Linked DNA regions of Homo sapiens: region 2 is linked to region 1. A link is an interaction called in ENCODE POLR2A ChIA-PET data of the cell type or tissue named here. Cell type or tissue: MCF 10A. All regions are shown on one strand. Each heading gives the region's core, and the rest is flanking DNA. Links, peaks and the distances in the headings are about the cores only.

The links. ChIA-PET counts read pairs that join two places held together with the same protein. Peaks named below come from ENCODE experiments on the same cell type or tissue, not always from the same donor. Only the 100,000 strongest peaks of a DNase experiment are listed, where the experiment ranks them.
Region 2: POLR2A ChIA-PET joins it to region 1 with 6 read pairs; 5 of 35 experiments call an interaction of 5 or more read pairs at or near these places.

Annotation. Positions count from the first base shown.
Region 1 is chr7:39,933,106-39,941,651 of GRCh38, forward strand. No RefSeq gene overlaps it. Among named protein-coding and RNA genes, the nearest start is that of CDK13-DT, 12 kb to the right of the region's middle. In MCF 10A, for the core only: no CTCF peak of the experiment used is centred there; a DNase peak (open chromatin) is centred at 4,856.
Region 2 is chr7:40,094,526-40,103,071 of GRCh38, forward strand. It overlaps CDK13 (cyclin dependent kinase 13), which reads left to right. Exons shown (of 14, transcript NM_003718.5): 14 at 1-5,055. The coding sequence ends at 455. Among named protein-coding and RNA genes, the nearest start is that of MPLKIP, 36 kb to the right of the region's middle. In MCF 10A, for the core only: no CTCF peak of the experiment used is centred there; no DNase peak of the experiment used is centred there.

The DNA of each region.
Region 1 (8,546 bases), core at 1,752-6,751:
TTATATTTCTTGTAGTGCAGGTCTTCTGGAGACAAATTTGCTCAGCTTTTGTTTGTATGAAAAAGTTTTTATTTTGTCTTTAGTTTGGAAAGGTATTTTTATTAGATATAATAAAAACGAAAAGGGTTAAATATGGGAAATGGGATTTTTTTAGGGCACTGAAATTATTCTGTTTGATGCTATAATGGTGATACACGAATGTTCATGGCTGACGTGAACTGATAGCCCCAACCTAGAAAAAACTCAAATGTTCAATCACAGGTGAATAGATAAGCAAATTGCGGTACTGTATATCCACTGTATACTGTGAGGTACTGCTCAGCAATAAAGAGCAATGAACTGATACGAGCTATGACACGAGGAATCTGAAAAACATTATGCTGAGCAAAAGAAACTGGAACCACATACTCTGTGATTCAGTTTATAAGAAACTCTAGAATATGAAAACAGATCTACAGTTAGTTGCCTGGGCAGGGTGGTGGTGGTGGGCATTGATGGCAGAGAGGCTGGAGCCAACTTTTTATTTTTATTTTTGTAAATGAAATATTCTTTACTTTGATTGTGTGGTAATTATATGCTATATATATTTGCCAATATATTATGCATAAACTATGCATCTATAAAGTTGACTTTTTTAAAAAAGAAGACAACATCAAGACTGATTTGTGCACAAAAGATGAGATTCTCAATGACAAGTATCCCTTGAGAATACAGGTCAAGGACTGGCTTTTATGCTGGAAGCTTCCCACATATCAGAACGGAGAGATTTTCTCTGTTATTCCAACTCTTCCCTGGTATCCCTAGTTCTCTCTATGCAGTTCTTTTGAGAGGAATTCTCCTGCTCGTATAGACTAAGTATTTGTGTCCTTCTGAAATTTATATGTTGAAACCTAATCCCCAGTGTGGTTGTGTCTGGCTTTTGGGAGGTGATTAGGTCATGAGAGTTGACCCCTCATGAATGGGATTAATGTTCTTATAAAAGAGACCCCAGAGACCTCTTTTGCCTCTTTTGCCATGTGAAGACACAATGAGAAGACAATGTCTATGAATGAATGCAGGCCCTCACCAGACACTGCATCTGCTGGTGTCTTGATCTTGGACTTTCCAGGCTCCAGAATTGTAAGAAATACATTTCTGTGGTTTATAAGCCATCCAGTCTATGGCATTTTGTCATAGCAGCCTGAATGATTGAGACACCTGCCCTTTTCAACCTTCACCACCATCCACCCTGGCTGCAAACTATTCTGTGCTTCAGGGCTCAGGTCAGAGTCAGTCTGTTCCCTGTCCACCTTTAAACCATTCTGTTTCGGCCTCACTTCTCCCTCTTTCTTTCTGTAATACTTTCAATATCCAAGTCCAGAACCTCTCTAAATTCCTGCAAATCCAAAGTTGTTAATTTGTTCTCAAGGTTTTTATTTATTGATATGCATTCACTGACTTAATCCTAACTAAAAAGCAGTATATTAGTTATCAGTTATCTACTGCAGTGTAACAAATGCTTCAGACTTTAGGGGCTTAAAAGAACAACAAAAAGGGGACAAGGACCATTGGAGGCTATCTGAGAGGCTGGCAAATACAGTCAGTAAATACTTACTTGTGTGTCTATATTCATCTACTTCATTTTTATTCCGCAGCAAGTCTTTCATCTGCCGCTTGTGAAGAAAATACCAATCACAGATACTATATATTATAAACATAACCAAGAAGTTTATAGTATTTTAAAATTACATTTGTAGGCTGGGCGCAGTGGCTCACACCTATAATCCCAGTACTTTGGGAGGCCAAGGCAGGCAGATCACCTGAGGTCAGGAGTTCGAGACCAGCCTGGCCAACATGGCAAAACCCCATCTCTACCAAAAATACAAAAATTAGCCAGGTGTGGTGGTGCGTGCCTGTAATCCCAGCTACTCAGGAGGCTGAGGCAGGAGAATTGCTTGAACCTGGGAGGCAGATGTTGCAGTGAGCCGAGATCGCGCCATTGCACTCCAGCCTGGGTGACAGAGTGAGAGTCTGTCTCAAAAAAATAAAATAAAATAAAATAAATAAGATAAAATTACATTTGTATATACTCTATTTTAAATTAACAGACTTTTAAAAGCAGTTTTAGTTTTAAAGAAAAATAAGTGGGAAGTGTTGCATTCCCATGTCCCCTCCCTACCCCACTCCCAGTTTCTCCTATAGCTATCTTGCATGAGTGTGCTGCATTTGGTACAATTGATGAGCCAATATTGATACATAGTTACTAACTAAAGCCCATAGTTTACATTAGGGGTCATTCTTTGTGTCTTACATTCTATGGGTGTTGGCAGTGGTATGGTAACAGGTGTTCATCTTCATAGTATCATATAGAACAGTTTTGCTTCCTTAAACATATCTCTTTCTCTACCCATCCATCCTTCCTTCCTTCCTCCCTGAACCTCTGCAATCTCTGATCTTTTTACTGCCTCCATGGTTTTGCCTTTTCCAGAATGTCATATCATTGGAATCACACAGTATGTAGACTTTTCAAACTGGCTTCTTTTACTTAGCAATATGCACATGAGGTTCCTCCATCTTCTTTTTTTCTCCTGTGTTTTTAGTAGAGACAGGGTTTCACCATGTTAGCCAGGCTGATCTTGACCTCCTGACCTCAAGTGATCCGCCCGCCTCATCCTCCCAAAGTGCTGAGATTATAGGCGTGAGCCACAGTGCCCTGCCCTCCATATCTTTTTGTGGCTTGATAACTCAATTCTTTTTATCACTGAATAATATTTCACTGCATGGATGTGCCACAGTTTATCACTTTTCTGAAGGACATCTTGGTTGCTTCCAAATGTCGGCACTTATGAATAAAGCTGCTATAAACATTTACATTCAAGGTTTTATGTGGATAAATACTTCTTTTTCATTCCTGGTTCTTCAGGTTTACACTGGGTATTTTTTTTTCTTATATGGTTCATTTCTTCCATACCTGAGAAAAACCCTTAATCTTGTTTTTAGAAGCCTGAATTCTTATTAGATTCTCATCAAATATTGATTACAAGAAAGTTTCCTCAAAATTAATACAAACATTTAAACATTTGTTGAGTGATTCTCAAAGTCCCTTGAGTTTCTAGGCTCTTGGCCATTTCCACACAAAGATGAAATGGTGTGCTATAATTGAGATTGGAGCACTAAATAACTTTTCCATAATGCAACCCAAAGTATCTTAGCCTCTTTTCAGTTAATACTTTAAAGTCTATTTTGTAATTTCTCTATCTTTAACTGAACACTTCATTAAGTTAAATATAGACATTTATCACTATATCTGAATTACTGAGTGTTCCTTTTGATGACAGAATGAAAATTATGCTTCGTTAAGAGCATCTCTGGGCCGGGCGCGGTGGCTCACGCCTGTAATCCCAGCACTTTGGGAGGCCGAGGTGGGCGGATCACAAGGTCAGGAGATTGATACCATCCTGGCTAACACGGTGAAACCCCGTCTCTACTAAAAATACAAAAAATTAGCTGGGCGTGGTGGCGGGCATCTGCAGTCCCAGCTACTCGGGAGGCTGAGGCAGGAGAATGGTGTGAACCCAGGAGGCAGAGCTTGCAGTGAGCCGAGATTGTGCCACTGCACTCCAGCCTGGGCAACAGAGCAAGACTCCATCTCAAAAAAAAAAAAAAAAAAGAAAAAGCATCTCCAAAACCATTACACTGTGTTTTTTACTACTTTTTGAGCCATTCTAGAAGCCCTGCATATATACACATGGCACCAAAACAAACTGCTTCTGTGTGGGGACACATATTTTGCTTTAGTTCTAGACAGCTGTAACTAACAGCTGTACCTTCTTAGCTGCACTAAGTCCAACCCTTCCTTCCTATGTAAGAGAATTCCCCACTGTCTTGATAATCCCCTTGTTCCCACTCTGGAGGCATTAGAGGACATATCCTGAGGCTCCCCACCTCCAGCAGCCTGTGCACGGGCATGTGATCTAGGCTTAGCCAATGATCGTTTTTCCAGAACGTTGATTCTTGACCAAGTAACACAAAGACAAAGGAGAGATGACATTTAATTCACAGCAGTAGGGAGATTATCTCCAAGGGCACTGAGGATTAATCCTAAAAGTGTCCTACAATGAAGGTGGCTGTGTCCTTCCCAGGCTATTGCTAAAGTCTTGTAGCTTCTTGGCTGTCTGGAACCACCTGGGTCTCTATCCATTTTTCAAGCCTAGTATTATAGATTCCTGTCAGTTTGTTAGCCCTTGATAATACCCTTCCAATAAATTCATTTTCATCCTTAAGATTGTTTAGAGTAGCCATTTACTTTCCATAAAAGTATTTCATGGAAATACTTTGATAATTAAAATCAATCCATTCATTAATTCTCCTAATATTCATTAAACACCTACTGTATATTATGGTAGAACTTAAGAATATGATGGTGATTAAGTAGAATATGATGGTGACTAAGAATATGATGGTGAGTAATAGACACTATTTCTACTGTCTTGGAACCCACAGTCTATTGGAAGATACAGACAAGGAAGGACATGATTGAAATACAGGCATGATGGAGAAGGATGCTATTCACCAGAAACACAAAGAAGGAGCATTTATTCCAGCCTTAATGATGATAGTGACGGGGGGTGTGTGTGTCAGATAAAGCTTCAAGTAATATCTAAATTAAGATTTGAAAATATATAAAAATGACACCTAGCTGTGAGGTAGGAGGTGGGAGTGAGAATTCCAAATAGAGGGAAAATGCCATGTGATGGCCCAGAGTTGAGAAATGCAGTACCTTTCAAAAATGAGAAAGAAGTTCTGTATTTCTGAAGTACAGAGTAAATATAGGCAGGTAGAGACTTGAATCTGGAGCGATAAGTGGGACTCAGATTATGCCAAGTATTGTGAGTCACATAAGTTTGTTAGCACTTTTTCCTATAAGCAGTTAGAAGCAATGAAGGCCTTCAAGCAGGAGCCTTAGTAGGCAGCTATCTGGTACCTGGGGGCCTGGGGAAATTGTGTAAGAAAAGATTTGAAATTCAGGAGTGGGAGCAAAAATCTCTGATCTGTCATGACTTCAAAGTCATTAATTTTTTTTTTTTTTCTTAGATGGAGTCTCACTCTATTGCCCAGGCTGGAGTGCAGTGGCACCATCTTGGCTCACTGCAACCTCTGCCTCCTGCGTTCAAGTGATTCTGCTGCCTCAGCCTCCCGAGGAGCTGGGATCACAGGTGCACACCACTATGCCCAGCTAATTTTTTTTGTATTTTTAGTAGAGATGGGGTTTCACCATGTTGGCCAGGCTGGTCTCGAACTCCTGACCTCAAGAGATCCACTTGCTTCGGCCTCCCAAAGTGCTGGGATTATAGGCATGAGCCACTGTGTCTGTCCTATTGATTTTTCTAAAAATTTTATCTTGTTTTTTACAGAGACAGGATCTCTCTATGTTGTCCAGGTTGCTCTCAAACTCCTGGGTTCAATGAATCCTCCCGTTGCAGCCTCCCAAAGTGCTGGGATTACAGGTGTGAGCCACCACGCCCAGCCAAAATCATTGATTTTATTTTTTAAGAACAATGATAATGTGCTTTCCTTTATGTGTGAAAATGATAATACTGGGTTAAAAATTAGCAGACAGGTCAGGTACAGTGGTTCACACCTGTAATCCCAGCACTTTGGGAGGTTGAGGCTGGCAGATCACCTGAGGTCAGGAGTTCGAGACTAACCTGGCCAACACAGGGAAACCATGTCTCTACTGAAAATACAAAAATTAGCTGGGCATGAAGGCGCATGCCTGTAATCCCAGCTACTTGGGAGGCTGAGGCAGGAGAATCGCTTAAACCCGGGAAGCAGAGGTTGCAGTGAGCCGAGATTGCGCCACTGCACTCCAGCCTGGGCAACAGAACAGACTCTTGTCTCTAAATAAATAAATAAATAAATAAATAAATAAATAAATAGCAAGCCAGGCACAGTGGCTCACATCTGTAATCCCATCACTTTGGGAGGCTGAGGCAGGCAGATCACTTGAGGTCAGGAGTTCAAGATCAGCCTGGCCAATATGGTGAAACCCCGTCTCTACTAAAAATACAAAAATCAGCCAGACGTGATGGTGCAGGCCTGTAATCCCAGCTACTCAGGAGGCTGAGGCAGGAGAATCGCCTGAACCCGGGAAGCGGAGGTTGCAGTGAGCCAAAATCGTGCCACCTGGGCACATGCCAGCCTGAGCAACAAGAGAGAGACTCTGTCTCAAAAAAAAAAAATTAGTAGACACGTTTATTGAGAATTTTTTCTATAATGGAAATGGATTTACTATGATTTACCAATGTTTCACAGAGGACTACCTACGAGAGTGGCCTTCAGATTTTTTTCTTGTATTTCCTAAAATAATCTTGGAAGCCTGTATTTTTGTACATTTTAAGTTGACATTTAAGATTTTTTTATTATAAATTTAAATAGTTACAAATGATACAATTTTCTGTCATTGTATAAGTAAAACTAAATCACTTGCGTTTATGTATGGAAAAGATTCAAGCTCTAGCAATTTGATATCCACTATCATTCTTTTAGAAATAATGCATCATCTTTAGTAAGTAGAATTTTACATTGTTCCTCTTTTTCTTTGACTTCTTATTTCCATTCTACTTCCCTTACATAATTTTACCATAATATAATATGTTAATTACTTTTTGGCTTCCAACTCTTTTACTGATTACCCTATCATACATCCTGCTATAAAAATGTGTATTAAATTGAAACTTATGCATTAAAAAAATTTTTTTTCTTTTCCCTATTTTCTATGGCTGGAGAAATTTTTTTTTTTTTTTTTTTTGAGACAGAGTCTCGCCTCACTGCAAACTCCGCCTCCCGGGTTCACGCCATTCTCCTGCCTCAGCCTCCTGAGTAGCTGGGACTGCAGGTGCCCGCCACCACGCCTGGCTGATTTTTTTTTGTATTTTTAGTAGAGACGGGGTTTCACTGTGTTAGCCAGAATGGTCTCGATCTCCTGACCTCGTGATCTGCCTGCTTCGGCCTCCCAAAGTGCTGGCATTACAGGTGTGAGCCACCGCACCCAGCAAGAAAAAATTTTTTATTCTAGATTAAGCCTTAATTTTAATTATCACTAATATTGATTAAAACAGCAAATAGGTGGGCGGATTGCCTGAGGTTGGGAGTTCGAGACCAGCCTAATCAACATGGAGAAACCCCGTCTCTACTAAAAATACAAAATTAGCCGAGCATGGTGGCACATGCCTGTAATCCCAGCTACTCGGGAGGCCGAGGCAGGAGAATCACTTGAACCCAGGAGGCGGATGTTGTGGTGAGCTGAGGTCGTGCCATTGCCCTCCAGCCTGGGCAATAAGAGTGAAACTCCGTCTCAAAAAAAAAAAAAAAACCAGCAAATATATTTTATAATTTGATAAATAATTTTTAAACATTAGTTAACGTGCCATGCACCATTAGCTCATATGTCCATAGAAGATTAGTACTTACTGCTACAATGAGACAGATTGCCTTGATTAAAAAAGGCTTCCTCATATCAATGCTTTGAATTGTGGCTTGCTTTGTTTGTCTTTGTTCTTACACCTTTGGGCAATGCACCATTATGATTAGAGAATGAGTGAAAGTGGCATCAGCTGCAAGTGGCTCATGCCTGTAATCCCAGCATTTTGGGAGGCTTAGGTGGGTGGATTCTTGAGCCCAGGAGTTCGAGTCCAGGAGGAGTTTGAAACCAGCCTGGGCAACAAAACCCCTGTCTCTACTAAAAATGCAAAAATTAGCCAGGTAGCATGGCACACACCTGTAGTTTCAGCTTCTTGGGGCTGAGGCAGGAGATCACCTGAGCCTTGGGAGATTGAGGCTACAGTGATCCATGATCATGCCACTGCACTGCAGCCTGGGTGACAAAGCAAGACCCCTCTCTCAAAAGAACAAAAAAAAAAAAGAAAGAAAGAAAATATGTCTTTTTTTGGTAAAGTGAGGGAAAGAGACCCAGCAAGACACCTTGAGGCCGGGCACGGTGGCTCATGCCTGTAATCCCAGCACTTTGGGAAGCTGAGGAGGGTGGATCACTTGAGGTCAGGAGTTCAAGAATAGCCTGACCAACATGGTGAAAGCCTGTCTCTACTAAAAATACAAAGATTAGCCAGGTGTGGTGGCGGGTGCCTGTAATCCTAGCTACTCAGAAGGCTGAGGCACGAGAATCGCTTGAACCCGGGAGGCGGAGGTTGCAATGAGCCGAGATTGTGCCATTGCACTCCAGCTGGGTGACAGAGACTCTGTCTCAAAACAAAACAAAACAAAAACACCTTGACCACCGGCAGATCAATTTTATGTATTTATTTAAAATTTTAATTTTATTTTAGATATGTGGTCTTCCTCTGTGACCCTGTTGGAGTGCAGTGGTGCAATCATGGCTTACTGCAGCCTTGAACTGCTGAGCTCAAGTAATCCTCCCACATCAGCCTCCTGGGTAGCTGGGACTACAGGCATGTGCCACCGCGCCATGTTACTTGTTTTATTTTTTGTAGAGATAAGGTCTTGCTGGTCTGAAACTCCTGGCCTCAAGCAATTCTCTCGCCTCTGCC
Region 2 (8,546 bases), core at 1,475-6,474, 160 kb after region 1:
CACTAGAACGACGTAGTTTCATTGGAAATTCAGATATTCAGTCTTTGGATAACTACAGTACTGCTTCATCTCATTCTGGTGGTCCACCTCAGCCTTCTGCCTTTTCTGAGTCATTTCCCAGTTCAGTAGCTGGATATGGAGACATTTACCTCAATGCTGGTCCCATGTTGTTTAGTGGAGACAAGGACCATAGATTTGAATATAGCCATGGTCCTATTGCAGTCCTGGCAAACAGCAGTGACCCTTCCACGGGGCCAGAGAGTACTCATCCTTTGCCAGCAAAGATGCACAACTATAACTATGGTGGTAACTTACAGGAAAATCCGAGTGGCCCCAGCCTCATGCATGGACAGACCTGGACTTCTCCTGCCCAAGGACCTGGATATTCACAAGGATACAGGGGACATATTAGCACATCAACTGGCAGAGGCAGAGGCAGAGGGTTACCATACTGAGTATCTGTTTTTCCTCAGGCACATCATTTTTATCTGGAAAGACTTTTCTAGCTGCAATTTAAGGCAGCAATCCAAGAGACTTGAATAATAATAATTCAACAACAGCTTTATTTTTATGTGGAGAAGGGTCTTGCATACAATAGTTTAAAAAAGACAAAAAAAACCTTTGCTTAAATTCATGCTGTTCTAAAAACTAGATCGATTGTACATCTTCACAAATTCTAGTTAACAATTTTATTTTGTATTCTTGCAGTTTTAAGTGGATGCTAATTTTAGGGGCATAAGCCTTTTATGGCCCTCTTGCAGATCTTCTGAACTATGCACATTTGTGCTTTTTTTGTAAGTTTGGACCAACTTTTATGTAACAAACAGCCCCTCCCCACCTCCAGTTTTACAACAATCAGAAAGGGCACTGATTTATTTGGTATTTTTCTTTTTACAAAGCTACCTTTAGTCAAAGGTCACTGTCAGTCTTTGCACCTGCTTTCAGTGTTATTGTGAAAGGTGTACTTTGTGCTCATTTCAGAAAATAAAACACAACCTTTCTCTTGATGCAACAGTTTTATAAAAAAAAAAATGGTCAACGTTATTTTTGTTTTGTTTTGCAGATTATCAAAGCCTAGCAAAATGCATTTAAATGAAATAGTGGGTTTTATATGAAAACTATGGGTGGGGTGGGGAGGGAAAGTAAGTGCCTTAACAGGTAAGCTTAAGGTCTGAAAAAAATAGTTAACTTTTACCCCCATTTGTCTTTTAAAGGGAATCAATGCATTAAAAAGGCAAGAAACTCTGAAGTTTCAGGGGCTGCCTGTTCAGTTCCTGTTAGGTCCATTCCCTCTGCTTGTCACACTTTCTCCTTTTCTGCCTGTCTTTGGGCTGTGTTGCCTTTCACTACCACCTTCTCTTGATAGGGGAGTGAGAGCAAAGAAAGGGAGTAGAACTGCAATCAGTACATATTGTTTGAGAAGTTCTACAAAGTTTTGTCATTTAAATGGTTGAAAGTAATAGCTCCAGGAGAATTTTAGAGTACCATTTTCTTTCAGGCTGCCATATTATCCCTGTTTCCATTTGCCATGGATAATTGGAGGGTCATGGTATAGAAGCAAGAGTTAATAACAGAACTTGCCTAAATGTGTTAAAGTTCATGGGGGAGGGGTGGCAAATACCGTATTTTAAGTTATGCAATTGCCCTTTTAAGAAAGTCAATTCTATTCACTTGTTAACTAGAAACATTGCTTAGATTGAATTTATTGAAGCAAAAAGAAAAGGCAATGAGAGAGAACTTTTATCTTCCTTCCTGTCACATTCTGTAAAGTTGATTATGACTTCTGCCAGACTTAGAGCAACAACTTTAGTTCATTTTAACATTTTTTTTTAATGAAGAGCATCAAAGAATGGAGTAGTCCTTATTTAAACTGTAATGGTGTCAAGTCTCACTGTGTGCACACTCTCACACATACACACACAATTATACTAATTCTAGAAAGGAACCAAAGGTAAATAACCAGTGTTTCCATTATCACTAAATGGAAAAATTGACTGGAAGTTAGAGTTGTGCCAATTAATCATTTTGTTCATCAACTGTTCTGGTAACTTATTTTTTTTTATTGGAATCTTAAATTGGAACAACTGTTACAGAATGTATATTGCTCCAGTTCTAAAGCCAGTTAACCCTGTGCCCTCTAACTTATGAACCTTCATTTCAAAACAGTATGTGGGAAGTCCTGTAGTTTGATAAGAGTAAAATTATTTTAAAGAGGATAATTTACCATTTTACTACTATAAAATAAGTTGATATCAGTTGACCATTTTATTTTTTGATGGACTCTTTTTGTTGGGAGAAAGAAATGAATGGAAGAAAAAAATATGTTGCTTTTATTTGAATATTGATTACTAACAACTTATAAACTACATTGCAGGAAATGAAGAAATATTTTGAAATTAGCAAAATAGCAACAGTATTCAAGTATCTGAAATTTTAATATGGTGAGTCTTAGAGCTTTAGACTTTCCTATAAGTGACAGTATCTAAGTTATTCTTAATAGTCACACTTGATAATTCTGCTGACCATAAGCAGCTAACCTACAGTTGAAGATATTTATGTGACATGAATAGCCTGTGTTTTAAAAATTAAATATTTTATATAAAATTGAACTGTGTTTGGATAGTTTTTCTAATCAAACATTTCAGTTATATATTTATGTTGGGAGAGTGGCTGGGAGGACAGGGAAATTGTTGCTTTGACATTGAAAATTTGAACTAGAACTTCTAATATTATCCTTACACAGCACTACTGTGAGACATACTAGTCTTTTATATGTCACTTAGAAGAAAAAATGTTGCCAATTAAGCCACAATACAATGCTAAGACGTCATCAATTGTAAGCTGCATCCCAGATTCAGACATATTATATGAAAATATGTCTTATAATTGATGAAATATGATAGTAAAAAATTTTAATGCTTCCCTTCATAGCATTTAATATTTTAATTCAGTGAATTTGGATTAATAGAACAAAGTTGGGAAATCACTAGTTCTGTAGGTTATAACAGCAGTCATCGCTGAAAATTTGAGTGAAATCTAAAGAACACAAAATATTGCTTAAATTTTTTGGAAAAAAGCAGGTAAGTCAGACTGCAAGTTAAGAAGACAAAAATATAAAAGATTTGACCTGCCAAAAGAAGAAAGTATTTATCTTCTCCCACGTGAAATTCCCTTTTGTATTTACTGACACAGCAGGTTTTTCTGCATGCAACTCAGTATGTTTCCTACGTCTTCATTATTTGTTGGAGAGTTGCAAGTCATTTGTGAAACCTTAAAATGCCAATTTTAAGGAGTTGTCATTTGTGGAATGTGAAATAAGGTAATAATTCTAGCTGTGATTCAGAGCTTTATTCTGTCAGCAAATACATAGTCAGTGCCTACAACATGCCAGGTAGTAATCTAGTCCTTGGGGTACATCAATAACCGTCAACAGTGTTAAATCATACTTTCAGTGTGCTGACAGTGAGCAAGATTTTTTTAAATGTCTGGAGAAGTTAGTGGTATTTGCTACCCTCAGCTGTATCTAAATTGCACTTAAGTGAATGTAGGGCATGAAAATTTGAGTATCTTTTTGAAATTTTAAATTGAAATTTGGATAGAGATGGTTATGGAGAGAAATCAAACAACTGGAATAGCTGTTTGATATCACTTAAAAGTGATAAAATTTTAAGTTGAATCTGGTCAGTTTGCAATGGCCTATTTGTAAGAAATATCAAGACTTCTTGAGAAAAATGAAAAGTGAATACATAAATGCTTAAAATCTGGTACTTCTGAGTTAAGGTTTTGCTCTTTGAGCTTAATCCAATTTGGGATGATTTTTCATCCTAGGGCTTTTTGTTTTCCTTTTTTATTTTTATTTTTTCTTTTTTTAGGGGAAGGGGACTTGCTTTCTTTTCCAAAAAGGTGAATCCTTCTTGTAGGACATAGGTAAAAAAAACAAAGCTGAAATATATGTTTTGAATATAGATAGCTAATTCCCTGGGATATAATATCCTTTCAATTTTTTTTTTTTTTTTGGCCCAGTCTGCCTTTTGATGTTTTAAAAGTCTGAACGAGATGTCCCAGTAACCTAAAATTATCCAGTCGGTCTTCTTACTTTACAACTAAGAAAAATAAGGCTTAGAAAGAGGGATTGCCAGAAACTTTGGCAGCTGGATTGCCTGTGCTTGTTCCTCTAAGCCATACCTAAATTCTGCAGTAAATACTTAACTTTTTAATAGGGAAATTGCTTCAAGATAACTTGACCAGTGATACGGTAAAATAATTAGACTATTGGACTAATGGTTTAACACAAGTGGCTTTAAAAAGTCTGCTTAAAAAACAATTTTTATTTAGAAAAAATAGAAAAATAAAAACATCTTCAAAATTTAGGAGCCTGAAGGGGCTGTTTGTTTCATATATGGATAATCTTTGAAAAGGCAAGTCCTGTATGTATTTTTCATTTGTTGAAAGAAGATTGGTTATCAGTAGGCTTGCAAACATAATTTGCTTTTAAGTTCTTTCAAGGTTTTATGCAATAAAACCTATTGATTTGGAACTTTAAAAAAAAAAACAACAAAAAAATACTTTCAGGGTTTTGTAATTTCAAGTGGTTTTTTAAGGGGAGCAATAGTTTGCCATTTACCAAAGGCTTCTCCAGATAATTTCTTAAATGTTTCTACTTAAAAATAAAAGCTATTAATAATAAGCTGTCATGGGATCCATTTGAAGACAGGGAAAATAGAAAATTTTTATTGTAAAGGGAAGAACTTATCCTTTTAATTTTATGGACTAACAGAGTCTGCAGGTCTTAACTCATTTCAGCCTGTCAAATGTGCAATTAAAAATGAATTTTCTAATTGTATTCAAATGAGGCTCTATAGTGAATACAGAATCACTCTTCTAAGTTTTTTCCCAGTTAATTTGTTTAAAAGTGTTGTACTCTCTTGCAAGAACGTTTAAAAGTTAAGTCTTGTAACTGTTAACATCTAATGTATTAATATAAGCCATTTGTTTTTTACCATTTTTTTAAGGCCGTATTCAATAGTCTGTAAATAAATTGCCGTAACACTCCCAGGCCATTTTTCAGCCTTGTTTGCTTTTTGCTTCTATCCAGAACAGACTTTTTGAAGTAATCTTATCTGATAAAGATGACCACTTGTAATCCACTGTGCCGTTTTTTTGACAAAGGTTAAGATGTGGAATCTTTTTTTTTCTTTTTATAATTAGTACATATTTGGAAATAGGAACACAGAGAAGAACACCCCCAGATAACCACATAATATTTTGCCTTTGATGGATGTATTTGAATGCATATCTTGTTTTTTTTTTTCTTAAAACAATGGGATCATACTGCCCATAGCTTTGTAATTTGAATTTTTTCATTTAATAATATGTTGTGAACATCTCTTGGTATCAGTCAGTTAAATTCTATCCTCTTTCCCCCAGTCTGGAATGCAGTGTCGACATCATGGCTCACTGCAGCCTTGAACTCCTAGGCTCGAGTGATCCTCCTGCCTCAGCCTTCCAAGTAGCTGGGACTACAAGTATGCACCACCATGCCTGGCTAATTTTTTAAATTTTTTGTAGAGATGGAGTCTCCCTGTGTTGTCCGGGCTGGTCTTGAACTCCTGACCTCAAGCAATCCTCCTACCTTGGCTTCCCAAAATGCTGGGATTAAAGACATGAGCCACTGCGCCCAGCCCACCCTCTTTTTAATGGTTGTAAATTATTGCTTTATAGAGGAACCATACTTTCACAATTTCTCATTGCTGGACACAATATTTTGGACTTTTCTGTTACAAATAATGTGATGAAAATCCACAAAAATACATACATACACACAAACATAAATCAATTTCCTTGGAGTTGCTGGTATAAAGAATGCACTTTTAAAATGTTTGCTAGATCCAAATCGCTCTAGGGAAAAGTTTACCAGTTTCCCATTCCTGTTCCTTAACCTTTTCATTTAGCCATGTTGGGTACTTAAAAGTTAGAGATCTTTGTTAGTTAGACAGGTGATAAATCATCTTGTTTTAATTCATGTTTCTTGGATTACTAGTGAAGTCCAACACTTCATATGTTAGCCAGGTCTTTTATTAACTATTCAGATGTTTGAAAACTTTAACAGCTGATCCTAATATTATGTATATATATAGTATAATGCATACATGTATACATATATAGTATGTATATGTACATATCTATATTGTATATATGTATGTATATATTGTAAATATGTATATTATGTATGTATATTGTATATATTTGTTATATATATTTGTTATGGGAAAATTTTAATATGTAGTTAAGTCTGTTAATCTTTTCCTTGTTTCTCTTTAGAAAAGCATTTAGAAAAGCTTTCCTACTCCAAAGTTATTTAAACATTTACACATATTTTAGTATACATTTAATTCTAAACCATTCTATATTTTATAGATGTTTGTTTTGAGATATGGATCCAACTTTACACTTTTTTTTTAATCTTTATCTTCTGTTTACAAGTCCTACACTTGTATCATTATAAACTAGGCATCTGACATTATGTGTGTGTGTTTTAAAAATAATTTTATTTTCAATTCCTAGAAAATGTGTACCACATAAAATTTGTCAGGCAGAACTTTAATTTAATTGTCCCCTTTTCAGAGTTTTCTATTCCTGTTTATTTTTCCATGTGACTTTCAGAATCATTTAGATTATTTTCTCAAGTATTCTGTTAGGATTTTGGTTGGAAACATATTAAATGTTTTTTACTTAGGGGATCTTTCCATTGAGAGCTTAGTAGAATTGTTTTTTTACATGTTCTCCATTAAGAGTTCGAACTGTTTTTTTTTTTTTTTTGAGACAAGAGTTTTACTCTGCCGCCCAGGCTGGAATGTGGTGGTGTAATCTCAGCTCATTGCAGCCTCTGCCTCCCAGGTTCAAGATTCTCCTTTCTCAGCCTCCCAAGTGGCTGGGATACAGGCCCCTGCCACCACACATGACTAATTTTTGTATTTTTAGTAGAGACGGGGCTTTATCATGTTGGCCAGGCTGGTAAGGGTTCCAAAATTTTCTTCATGTTCTTTTTTTAAGTTTCCAAAAATATTTTTGTTGCTTTTAGATATGGACTCCTCGTATTATAATATTTTTAACTAGTCACCACTTATATTGTAAAGCTGATTCTTAATTGTTGTTGTTAAACTGGCCACATAACTTTTATTATCATTTTTAATAGTTTTCAGTGAATAAGTATAATGGCATTCTTGTTTCTGATTTTACTGATGTCTGATTTTTAGTGTTTCAGTCGTGTAATTTATAGGTTAAAAATAGAATATTATGTTTAAGAAGAATCTTTTTTCATGAAGCCTGCTTATTAGGATCAGCTGTTAAAGGTTTTTTTCAAATGACATTATATGCAATTGCTCTTTTGACCTTTTGATGACAGAATAGAATGTAATAACCATTAATTTAAAATGCTGTTATATTCTAATTCCTAGCCATGTATTTAGGACTTTGTATCTATGTTTTGTATCTGTGTTAATTTTGATTAACAGGTTATGACAGATTGGCAGAATAAGCTGGAAAACTAATGTTTTATTTAGAATATAGATCCTGCTGGGTGCCGTGGCTCACGTCTCTAAACCCAACACTTGGGAGACTGAGGCGGGTGGATCGTTTGAGCTCAGGAGTTCAAGACCAGCCTGGGCAACATAGTGAAACCTCGTTACCACCAAAAATACAAAAAACTTAGCTGGGCATGGTGGCGCATGCCTATAATCCCAGCTACTCGGGAGACTCAAGCAAGAGAATTACTTGAACCTGGGAGGCAGAGGTTGCAGTGAGCTGAGATCATGCCACTGCACTCCAGCCTGGGTGACAGAGCAAGACTGTCTCAAAAATAATAATAGTAAAAAAAGCGATGTTTTAGTTATCTTAACTATTGTAATTATTTCTAAAATGTTATCCAGCAAACATACTTGGGGTAGAATGTTAGACATTTATTTTAAGATGAGGAATAGACAAGGATGTCCATTATTAGTTACTGTTCAGGTTGTCAGCATTTTTGAGGGATGGAGGAAGGTAGAGAAGGGTTTGAAAAGGCATAATTTTATTTATTTATTTATTTATTTATTTATTTATTTATTTGTTTGTTTGTTTGTTTGTTTGAGACAGGGTTTTGCTCTGTCACCCAGGCTGGAGTGCAGTGGTGTGATCATAGCTCACTGCAGCCTTGAAATCTTGGGCTCAAGTCATTCTACCGCCTCAGCCTCCCAAACAGCCGGGACTTACAGGCACATGTCACTATGCCCGGCTAATTTTTAATTTTATTCTTAGAGACAGAGTCTTGCTATATTGCCCAGGCTGGTCTCAAACTCCTGGCTTCAAGCGATCCTCCCAAAGTGGGAGGCCACAGTGGGAAGATTACAGGTGTGAGCAACTGTACCCAAACAGAAAAAATTATTAATGGCAGACTTAAGTGATTGTCTATGTAAAGCACACAAGATAAACTATTATTAGCATTGATAGATTTGTGTGAATTGCTAGTAACTTTTACAGTAGTCTCCCCTTATCTGTGGGTATGTGAT